2 separate regions of the Homo sapiens genome follow, and region 1 is linked to region 2. A link is an interaction called in ENCODE POLR2A ChIA-PET data of the cell type or tissue named here. Cell type or tissue: MCF 10A. All regions are shown on one strand.

Region 1 (5,000 bases), 76 kb before region 2:
GTCTCGAACTCCTGACCTCAGATGGTCCACCCGCCTCGCACTCCCAAAGTGCTGGGGGATTACAGGCATGAGCCACCGTGCCTGGCCCCATAAATTCATTTCTTTTAAACCTTAAAGCACCCTGCATATTTTTGGAAACCATTGTGTTCAGTGTTGAGTTTGAATGCAGTTGTCTTCACACAGGTGAATTTATAGAACCTGTCATGCCCGGTGTGGTTTTGGTAGTCCTGAAAATGTGAAGAATAATATGAGACTGAAATCTGTTTTGAGGTCACTCTAAAAATTTGAAAAGTGGGAATTAAGGCATATTTAAACTTATCCTTCTGTGTGCAAAATGTATGTGTGTGTGTGTGTGCGTGCGTGTGTGTCTGGGGGTGCAGTAACATTTGCTTTCATGCCTTACTCATTCCATTATTTTCCTCCACTCTCTACATCATTTCTCTTTAATAATTTTTCTTTTTTCTTTTCCTTGTTCTTTTACTTTTTGAAATCTGATTTTAATTGGCATTTGATTTCTCTAGAGGAATCCTCTGTCAAGTGCTAAGCCCTGGGGCCAGCAGGACTTTTTCCGAGGCATGCTGCATGGGTATTTCCTGTCCCTTCCAGCTGTCTGGAGATGAGGCTACATAGAGAAACCTTGCATTGAGTTCCACTGCCTAAAATATCTCAAATAACATTACAAGTACTGCTGACCTAAGGCATCAGCTGATACCTTTAGAGTGTGATTTTTCCCTCCTAGAGCTTTTATACCTGAAGGCTCTTCCTTAACTCCTGATACAAAAGACATAAAAAAGAGATCATTAGAATTTAAACCCTCAGCTTTTTATTAAGGGTTTGTGATGGACAAAGTAGGCATACCTGAGCGGTAATTTCTTATAATTATTCATTTATCAGTGCACTATTTGTGCATTTAACAAACATTTATTGGGGTACCTGTATGATAAGCACCATGAGATACTCTATAAATGTATTAAATGTCCTAAAGGAACCATCTTATAGCCTTGTTGGCAGTATTTTCCCCAGCTTTATCTGATGGCATAAATAAGCTTTTTTTTAAAAAAGTTACTAGACAGCTATGGATCTGCTTTCTCTCTGGGAGATTTTTATTAAGCCAGTTCTGGGACACCAGCTAACTTTTTATTAATCTCATTTACTATTCCTTCTGTTATGTTTAATCCAAAGTTATAAATCTATTACTTATTTCTTAATATAAATATTTCTCAGCTATGTTTGATTGCTGGAAATATATTAGTAAATACAAAGATATACATATTTTGTTCATTTCAAAATATTTTCTGCCTTTATATAAAGAAAACACAATTTTGCTCAGTTTGTTTTGGATCATTCATGACATACTTAAAAATGTTTATTTTTTTCAAATTCAGTTTGTCAGAAGGGTTTTACATTATAAGCAAAATGAACCTTCCCAAATTGAATTTTTGCTTTAAAAATTCAATGTGTATGGGAGAATGACTTCTAGTTTATATCGTTCTCTATCAACTTTATCACTACTATTTGCCCCACCAATTTTGGGATAACTGCACTTGAATTTGCAAGTTTTTACAAATAGTAAGAAAGACCATTTATTGGACATCTATCTTGTAAACATTCTTACATGTATTTTTATTTAATTCTAATTTACTTATGTATTAAATACTTATTACATACAAGGCACTGTTTTAGGCTCTGGGGATACAAGAGACTAAAACATTTAAAGCTCCTGACTTCATGGAATTATATGCTAGGCTGTGGAAATGGAAAATGAGATAAGTAAATTATTTAGCTTATTAGAAGATAATAAGGGCAATGGAGAAGGAGAAATAAGGGAAGAGTGATACTGGGGAGGGATTTTCCTTGATAAATCTATAGTTTTGGGGGGGTTGTCATGGAGGATATGTTTTACGAAGGGATTTTTGAGAAGAGATCTTCATGATGCCAATGAAGGAACAAACCATGAGGATATCTAATAGAATAATAAGGTGTAAAGTTCCAAAGATAGAAGCATACGTGTGAGTTTCCAGGAATCGCAAGGAGATCTGTGAGGCTGAAGCATAGAGAATGAAGTGGGTAGTGCTAAAAAGAAGACAGCAGGAGGAGTGGGGAAAGCTGGTCGGGCAGGGATTAAGCCCATCAGGTATCTTCATTTCCCTAAAGTAAAATGTTGTAAGAAGATACTGAGCAACAGACTAACCAGATATGCCTTTCCCTTTAAAAGAGATTACTCCATCTCTTTGTGGAAAATATACTGTAGGAGTCAAGAGTGGAAGTAAAAAGATCAGTTAGAAGACTATGGAATAAATCAAAGGAGAGACAATACAGTTCAGACTAGAGTGATACAGGCGAACGCAGTTTGAACTGGTTGAATTTGGAATATATTGTGAAGTTAGAACTGACAGAATGCCAATGATTGCACATGGGATGAGAGAAAAAGAGTCAAGCATGAGTCAGGTTCTGAGCTCAAGCAATTAGAAAACTGGGGTTGCCGTTTAATAAGATGAGGAATAGTGTAGGAGGACTAGGTTTAGGGAGAATGAGAAATTTGATGTGCCTTTTAGACATTCATGAAGGGATGTTGAGTAGGCAGTTGGCGTCTGGCATTCAGAAGAGAGATCTGAGCAGAAGATATAAATTTGAACGTGGATGGCATATAGATGGTATTTAAAGCTATTAGACTGGATGAAGTCACCTGTGGAGGGAGTGTCAGTAGCTAGAGAAGAAGGATTGGAGACTGAGTCCGAGCATACCAATGTTCACAAATATGGAGTCTGGGACATCAGAAAGAAGAAGCAAAGAGTCTAAAAGGGAGTGGGCTAATTCGGCAAGAAGAGTACTGAGAGTACTTACCCAGAAGCCAAAGACAGTGTTTTAAAAGGGATAATCACATGTGTCTAATGCTTCTGATAGTTCCAGCAGGATGAGGTTTGAAATTGACCATCAGATTTCCCAACAAGGAGTTTATTGGTAACTGTGAGCAGTGCTGTTTTCATTGGCAGCCATGGGATGGTTTTCAGGTTAGAGTGGGTTCAAAAGAACAGGAACAATTCTGTTTTTGTACTGCAGGTAGTAGAATGTTATATGAGGGAACTCGAGGTTAGAGAGATTAAATAACTTGCCCAAAATCTCAAAGCAAGGGAATGGCAAAGGTGGAAGTGAAATTCAGATGTTTGGCTCTAAAACCTATGGCTTTTGTACATTCTTTAAATTGATTATTTCATTTATAAGGTAAACTTATATTTTTCTTTTTCTTTTAAGTTGATACATATATTGTACAAAAAGCACAAGTCTTCCAATCCAAGAAGGAGAAGACACTTAATTACATGTTTTGAGGAAGCGAAAGGCTGCCACTCAAACTTAGGTCTAGAGATTACAGCCAAACTCAGCCTCATCTACTTGTAAGGAAATCAAGAGGAATTTGGCTTAGGAAAGCTATGATTTGATTTGATTTACTGTTAAGTTTTTTTTTGTTTGTTTGTTTGTTTTGAGACGGAGTCTCACTCTGTCACCAGGCTGGAGTGCAGTGGCATGATCTCGGCTCACGGAAACCTCCACATCCCAGGTTCAAGCGATTCTCCTGCCTCAGCCTTCCGAGTAGTTGGGACTACAGGTGCGTGCCACCATGCTCAGCTAATTTTTGTATTTTTAGTAGAGATGGGGTTTCACCATGTTGGCCAGGATGGTCTTGATCTCTTGACCTGGTGATCCTCCTGCCTCGGCCTCCCGAAGTGCTGAGATTACAGGCGTGAGCCACGGCACCCGGCCGATTTACTGTTAAGTTTTAATGGCAACATACTCTCCTGTTTTCTTCCTAAGTTTCTGGTCATTCCTTTTGTCAGAACTTTCTTGTATTTTACCATCTCTTAATGTTGGTGTCTGTGTAGTCCTGAGCTAAACCTCTTCTCTTCTCACTTTGTATACTGTTAGTGGGGCCATCTTACCCACTCTCATGGTTTCAAGTAACACCTACCTGTTGTTGATTCCCAAATCTTTATCTGTATCCCCAGTCAAGTGTCATATAGCCATCTCTCTCCTGAACAATTGTAGTGGATGTCCCATACATAGCCACCTTAAACTTAACTTCTCAAAACTAAATCCCCCTTTCCTCCCCTTGTTTGCCACATGCTCAAAGCCTTGCTTCTTTTTTGAGATTCCCTGTTTCCATTCATTGTACTCAGGTCAGAAACCTGGGGGGTCATCATTGAGCTATTCTTCTCCCTTATCTCCCACATCTAATTAATCACCAGGTCCTTTCAATTCTTCATCTTTAAAATATATCTGTATTCTTCTCTACTGATTCTATTTCTGCTGTCATTTCCCTCTCTCAGGCCTCTACCATTTCTCTCCTGGATTCTTACAAGAGCTTCCTACTTGGTCCCAGTGATGCTCTCTTGGCTCTCTCCAACTTACTCTCCACACATATGCCAGAGGGTTCTTTATAAAATGCTGGACCAGTCTTGGCACTCTCCTTCTTAGCCTTTCAACACCTGCTTCTTGCTAATAGATTAGAATTTAAACTTTATAACGGTATCTCATGTCCCTGTGCATTCTGACTCCTGTGTGTCCGTCTGAGCTTTCTTTCTCAACTGTCCCACTACACCTATAGAGATATTAAATTTTTTTCTTCTTTGAATGCTCCGTGACTCTGAATTATGAGCCTTTACCTTTAGTGATATGAAGTTCTGTCTTAGGGGAATCCTCTTTCTTTCCTTGCTGCCCTAACTCTCTTTGCCCCATTCACACCCATTCTTCTAGTTCAGCTTAGACATTCTTCTGGGAGAATCTTCTTGACCCCCTATATCTAGATTAAGCATCCTTCCTATATTCTTTGATAACCCTCTTTACTTAAGGTTATCAAACTATATAGGAATCTTCTATACAATTATTCTTGTTTCACTGTATTTAAATTGTCTGTTTCCTGCTCTGTGCTTCCATTAGACTACAAAGCTTGATGCATGTAAAGACATTATTAATCTGTTTTTTACTAATTTCCTAACACTTTGTGT
Region 2 (5,000 bases):
CCATGTTTTGTACAGTAGTAGCATAAAATTATGCAACAATTTATACTTTTAACAGGTCAATACTAATAAGGAGAATTATCCAAAGCCACCCTCTTTCATTTTGCTTTCAGCTTAGCTCATGTCCTTTTCTGGTATTCAATATGTCACCCCATGCATCCTTCAGCCTGCAACTTCTTAACTACCTTACCTCAAGTTTGTGCCAGATAAATAGCAATGTTAAAAGTTACTATGAATTTAGTTTTTTTTTTTAATTGCTTTTTGTAGTGATGTTTTTCTTTCCCCAAACTGCGTGGCTTTCTCCCATTCCTACCTCAGTCTTCATAGCATGCTTTTCTACTCCAAGTGCGCATGTTTTGCTTTCTGAGAATGTGAGATTCACCCAAATAAAAAAGAAAGGGTTTGGTGTTGTTTGTCATTTGGAGTTTTTAGTGCCTCCCTGTACTACATTAGGATGGACAAAAGAGATTGTAATGCCATGAATATAAAGAGTTATTGTTCACTACTTACGAAAAATACTCTAGCTACTCATTATTTCAAAGTAGTTTATTTTAATCATTTAAAAATTAGTTGTGTCCACACTTTGTGCTTTAATCTTTTATTGTAATTTTTAATGCTAAACATATCTAGTACTCCATAACACATGCTAAATGTTGCGTTTTGATGTATCCTCCCTTCTCTCCTAATCTAGCTTCGTAGTCCTTTGAATACATTAATTTTGTAAATTACCGCAGTAGCAGCCAGATTTCATAAGGATGTTTTACATTGTTGTAACTGGTTTCATTTTCTTACTTGTTCCTATGATTCTCATTATATAGGAACTACTTACTTTATGTTCTTAACACAGAAGGGTCAGAGGAAACAGTTATTTTTTGTAACAATTTTTAAACTATTAGGCATTATACATTACAAAATCTTTTGTTCTTTTAAAATAGTAAAATGTGCCCAGAGTTTAGTGCTGAAGTATTCTGCAGTGATGTTGAAAAATGTGAAACACCTTTTATTTGGCATGTTGTCTAAATGCTGCCTGACCCCGCAGTTCTTGCAGTTGGTGCATCATCTGAATGCTGTCTAACCCTGCAGTTTCCAGAAACATGAGATGATAATTTGCTTCTTTGGTGAGCCTGTGGCTTAGGTCCATTTCTTTTCACAAAAAAGAATGATCAGAGAAGACTTAAATGCCCTATAAGTCATTTCAGAAACATTACGTAGTGATTATTTTGGTATTGCCTAAAGCAGGTATCAAGGTGATTAACATTCATTATGTTATCTTAAAAATTACACACAATCCTTTATTGCGGTCATGAAATAAGTAATACTGTATACAAAAAAAAAAATGAAAGAAAATAACCAGTGACGTTTTTTTCCTTCCATCTGCTCTTCCATCATGCAGGTACAACTTGGCCAAGTAGAAATCAAATGCCCCATCACAGAGTGTTTTGAATTCTTGGAAGAAACAACTGTTGTCTATAACTTAACGCATGAAGACTCCATCAAGTATAAGTACTTCTTGGAACTTGGCCGTATTGATTCCAGCACCAAGCCATGTCCTCAGTGCAAGCACTTTACAACCTTCAAGAAAAAAGGACATATTCCCACCCCTTCCAGATCAGAAAGCAAATACAAAGTAAGCATTTTCACCAGAGCTGTGGGTTAGATGTCACATGGCAGAAGCAGCCAGATTAGATCCACTTGTCGTGGGCATTAAGGGGGCATCTTTCCTTTATGGAGCTGAAGGTGAGCATATATTGGCCATCATTCTGAAAGCATATGGTTTGGGGAGGCTGATGATAAGAGAGTGCTCTTAAGGAATTAATTACAGTTTTGTCTTTGACTTTAACCATGTTGAAAATTAATCTAGTAACCTTATAGGAAGGCTGATCTTTAGAGTAATAATAGTTACTACTACCAAATACTAAATAAATACTAAGGCTTTTTCTTTATTATTATGGACTTGATTTTTTTTTCAGTGGTCCCAATGTAAGTCTCCTCTTGTTCTGTCTATAATAGGTAAAAATAGTATAAATGGTACTCATTCATTTATTCAGCAAATACAGAATGCTGTATATGCTAGGCAGTGTGCTAAATTTGGGGGCTATAGAGCAAATGTGATACAGTCCCTGCTTCAAAAAAAGTCGAAGATGGGAGAGACATGTGTTCTAAAAATGACAGTCCAATATGATTAGAAAAAAACACAAAGCTGTGTACATATAGTGTGCTTTGAGGACACTTGAAGGAGGGTTAGGCTCTAGGATGTCAGGAATGGCTTCACAGAGGAGGTGCAGTTCTCCAGACAGATAAACCTGGTGAGCATTTCAGAGCAAGGGATGAGTAAGTGCACGGCCCCCGAGGCTAAGGCCAGGCTTCTTGTAATCAAGTGCTTCTAGAGCTGGTGGAGAGTCGGGAGAGGCAGCTGATCGGGCAGATAAGAGCAGATCATGTTGAGTCTTGTGCAGTTTGCGCAGAAGTTTGGATGTAACTCTGTAAGCATTAGAGAAATGTCATCTGGCAGCATTCATAGAAGCTATCACAAGAGGACCAGACAGAAGTCTGGTTTGAAACCAAGGCAACAACTGTGACAGCAGAGCATTGATTCACAGCCCTGATTGTATATTAGAATCACCCGAGAACTTCCATGACACACCAGTGCCCCAGGCCCACCCCAGAACAATTGTCTTCCAAATTTTTGAGCCTCACCAGGTGACTAATCCACAGTAGAGAATCTTTGCAGTAAATGAAGCAGAAAACCAGTGAGGCTGTGGCAGTAGTTTTCATCCTTGTCATTACAGCAAAATGGCAGGATGAAGTGGTTTCAAAGGCTGTTTGGAGTCATCTCCATTTAAGGTAAGTTTCTGGTCATGTTCCCTTTCTTGAGAGCAGCAGTTACATTATTCATTTTGTAGCTTTGAGGGGACCATGGTTTAGCAGGTAGTTTCCTCTGCTGTTGCAGTTATAAGCTACAGTATTGTAGGTTAGTCAAAGCTTCTTCATGAGTCGTTGTTCTTTGAAACTGCTTGGCTCTCATAGTTAATTTATTTACTGTTTTTATGCAGGCCATTCTCTATCAGGTATAACTGTTAGAAAAAAATCCTATTTTTCTCTTCTATAAAAAGCATTATTTTTGAGGTTACAAAAATTGTATAACTAAAGTACTGCCCTACAGTGGTGTTGAAGGCTAACTGAACATTAATAGAATACTTTTATTTCATGCTATATATCCTTAGATTATTTTTAAGTTATTTTCATTGCAATTGTATGTTATTGTATAAGATCAGGAAATTACTAGTTTTAGAAGGACTCGTAATTCCATAAATTAGGATATTCAATTTTTTTCTAATATATGTTTGGACTTAGATACATAGAAACTGAGACTATACTAATTTTTAAAATTGCAGTAATTAAAACATGTACAAAATTGAATTAGAGTGGGAATAACTGAGTAACTTTTAAATGTGTTGTTTTTATGAAATGGGTAAAGGAGTTATAATTTAAGTCACAATTATGGCAATAGTGAAATGTTTTACGTCTCATTTCATCTGAAATCACCAAAATCATGTTGTGATGAGCATAATGTATCACAATACACATGTATTGAGAGTGAAATATGTAAAAATTGACAAATAGAAGATTCTATATTTGTGTAATTTTGAGCGAGCCCATGGTATTCTGATAACATTTCCCAGAGGTCAGGCTTCTCCAATGTCTATCAATTTGTTGTAGGTAAGAAGAGAAGCAGGGGCAAATGGACCAACATCTTAAATTTATTAAACTCAATTGATTCCTTTTGATTAGTAGAGGAAAAGAAAATTTGCTTTGGTGTGAGGAGGAATTCAACAACACAATAAATGTTGATTATGAAGCAGTTAAGATCCTCAGATCAACATCTTAAATTTATTAAACTCAATTGATTCCTTTTGATTAGTAGAGGAAAAGAAAATTTGCTTTGGTGTGAGGAGGAATTCAACAACACCATAAATGTTGATTATGAAGCAGTTAAGATCCTCAGCGGTGGGTGTGGGGTGGAAATCTCATTACACTATAAAATGAAACTTAAGCAAATTTCAAAAGAGTAAAACTACCACAGAATTTGAGGATGATTATTTTTGTTACTCTTCTTTACTAGTGTAGAAGAGAAGATCGATAACAGAAGAAGTTAATAATCTCCTTGATCTATGCTGTACAAAGTTCTAGCAATGATTCAAATAATTCCTGAAGCAATAATTTTTACTTATTTTAGTGTAAAGTTTATATAACATTTTTCATCATTAAACTCTGTGGTTTATGTTAACATTAACTACCTGGTTTACATGCCCATACCTGTCTGGGTATTATAGGTAAGGAGAGCACTGACATGGATACCCCAGCCAACCAATCGTGAGATTCATGGCCACAGTATGGCACCCTGTACTGAGACTAAGATCTTTGTTCTTTGTGATGAACAGGTGAACATTTTTTATTTTGCAGTATTTTTAAAAATTCAGTTTCCCTAATAAAATAAGGTAGTTCCAAATTGGTGTCATTTATGGTAACTTTAAGAGGAGTGAATTCAAGTACTCACACACAATACATTGCATCATGAGGCAACAGAAATAGAAAAAAAAAGGTTGCTGCTAATGTCTGACGTTTCTGTGCAATTTAACGTCTCTTTATAATAATGTTTACAGGCTTAAGTAGGTTTGTATCTACTGATAAAACCCTTGTAATGTTTATTTTAATGTTATTCTGAGTCATTGATTCACAGTATCTTCATCCAAGATGTCATTCTTTGAACATTTATTATGGCTTTTGCTGTCAATTCAACTGTTTGAAAATATTATAGCTATTTTATAGCTGAGTAAGTGCTTCTCACATGAAGTTTGAGACCTAAAATATCATATATGGGGGTTTTAATTTTTGTGAAGACCACTTGTTAAATTGTTTGTACTCAGCAGGTGGATAAAGGGTAAAAAGAATATAAGAATAAGCAGTAACTAGAACTCTTACCTGTCCATTTGTCCTTCCAG

What was found. ChIA-PET counts read pairs that join two places held together with the same protein. Peaks named below come from ENCODE experiments on the same cell type or tissue, not always from the same donor. Only the 100,000 strongest peaks of a DNase experiment are listed, where the experiment ranks them.
Region 1: POLR2A ChIA-PET joins it to region 2 with 6 read pairs; 3 of 35 experiments call an interaction of 5 or more read pairs at or near these places.

The regions. Positions count from the first base shown.
Region 1 is chr6:124,967,995-124,972,994 of GRCh38, forward strand. All of the region lies in intron 1 of RNF217 (ring finger protein 217), which reads left to right. Among named protein-coding and RNA genes, the nearest start is that of RNF217-AS1, 7.5 kb to the left of the region's middle. In MCF 10A, no CTCF peak of the experiment used is centred here; a DNase peak (open chromatin) is centred at 2,417.
Region 2 is chr6:125,043,821-125,048,820 of GRCh38, forward strand. RNF217 (ring finger protein 217) reads left to right here. Exons shown (of 6, transcript NM_001286398.3): 2 at 1,391-1,624. Among named protein-coding and RNA genes, the nearest start is that of RNF217-AS1, 83 kb to the left of the region's middle. In MCF 10A, no CTCF peak of the experiment used is centred here; a DNase peak (open chromatin) is centred at 2,381.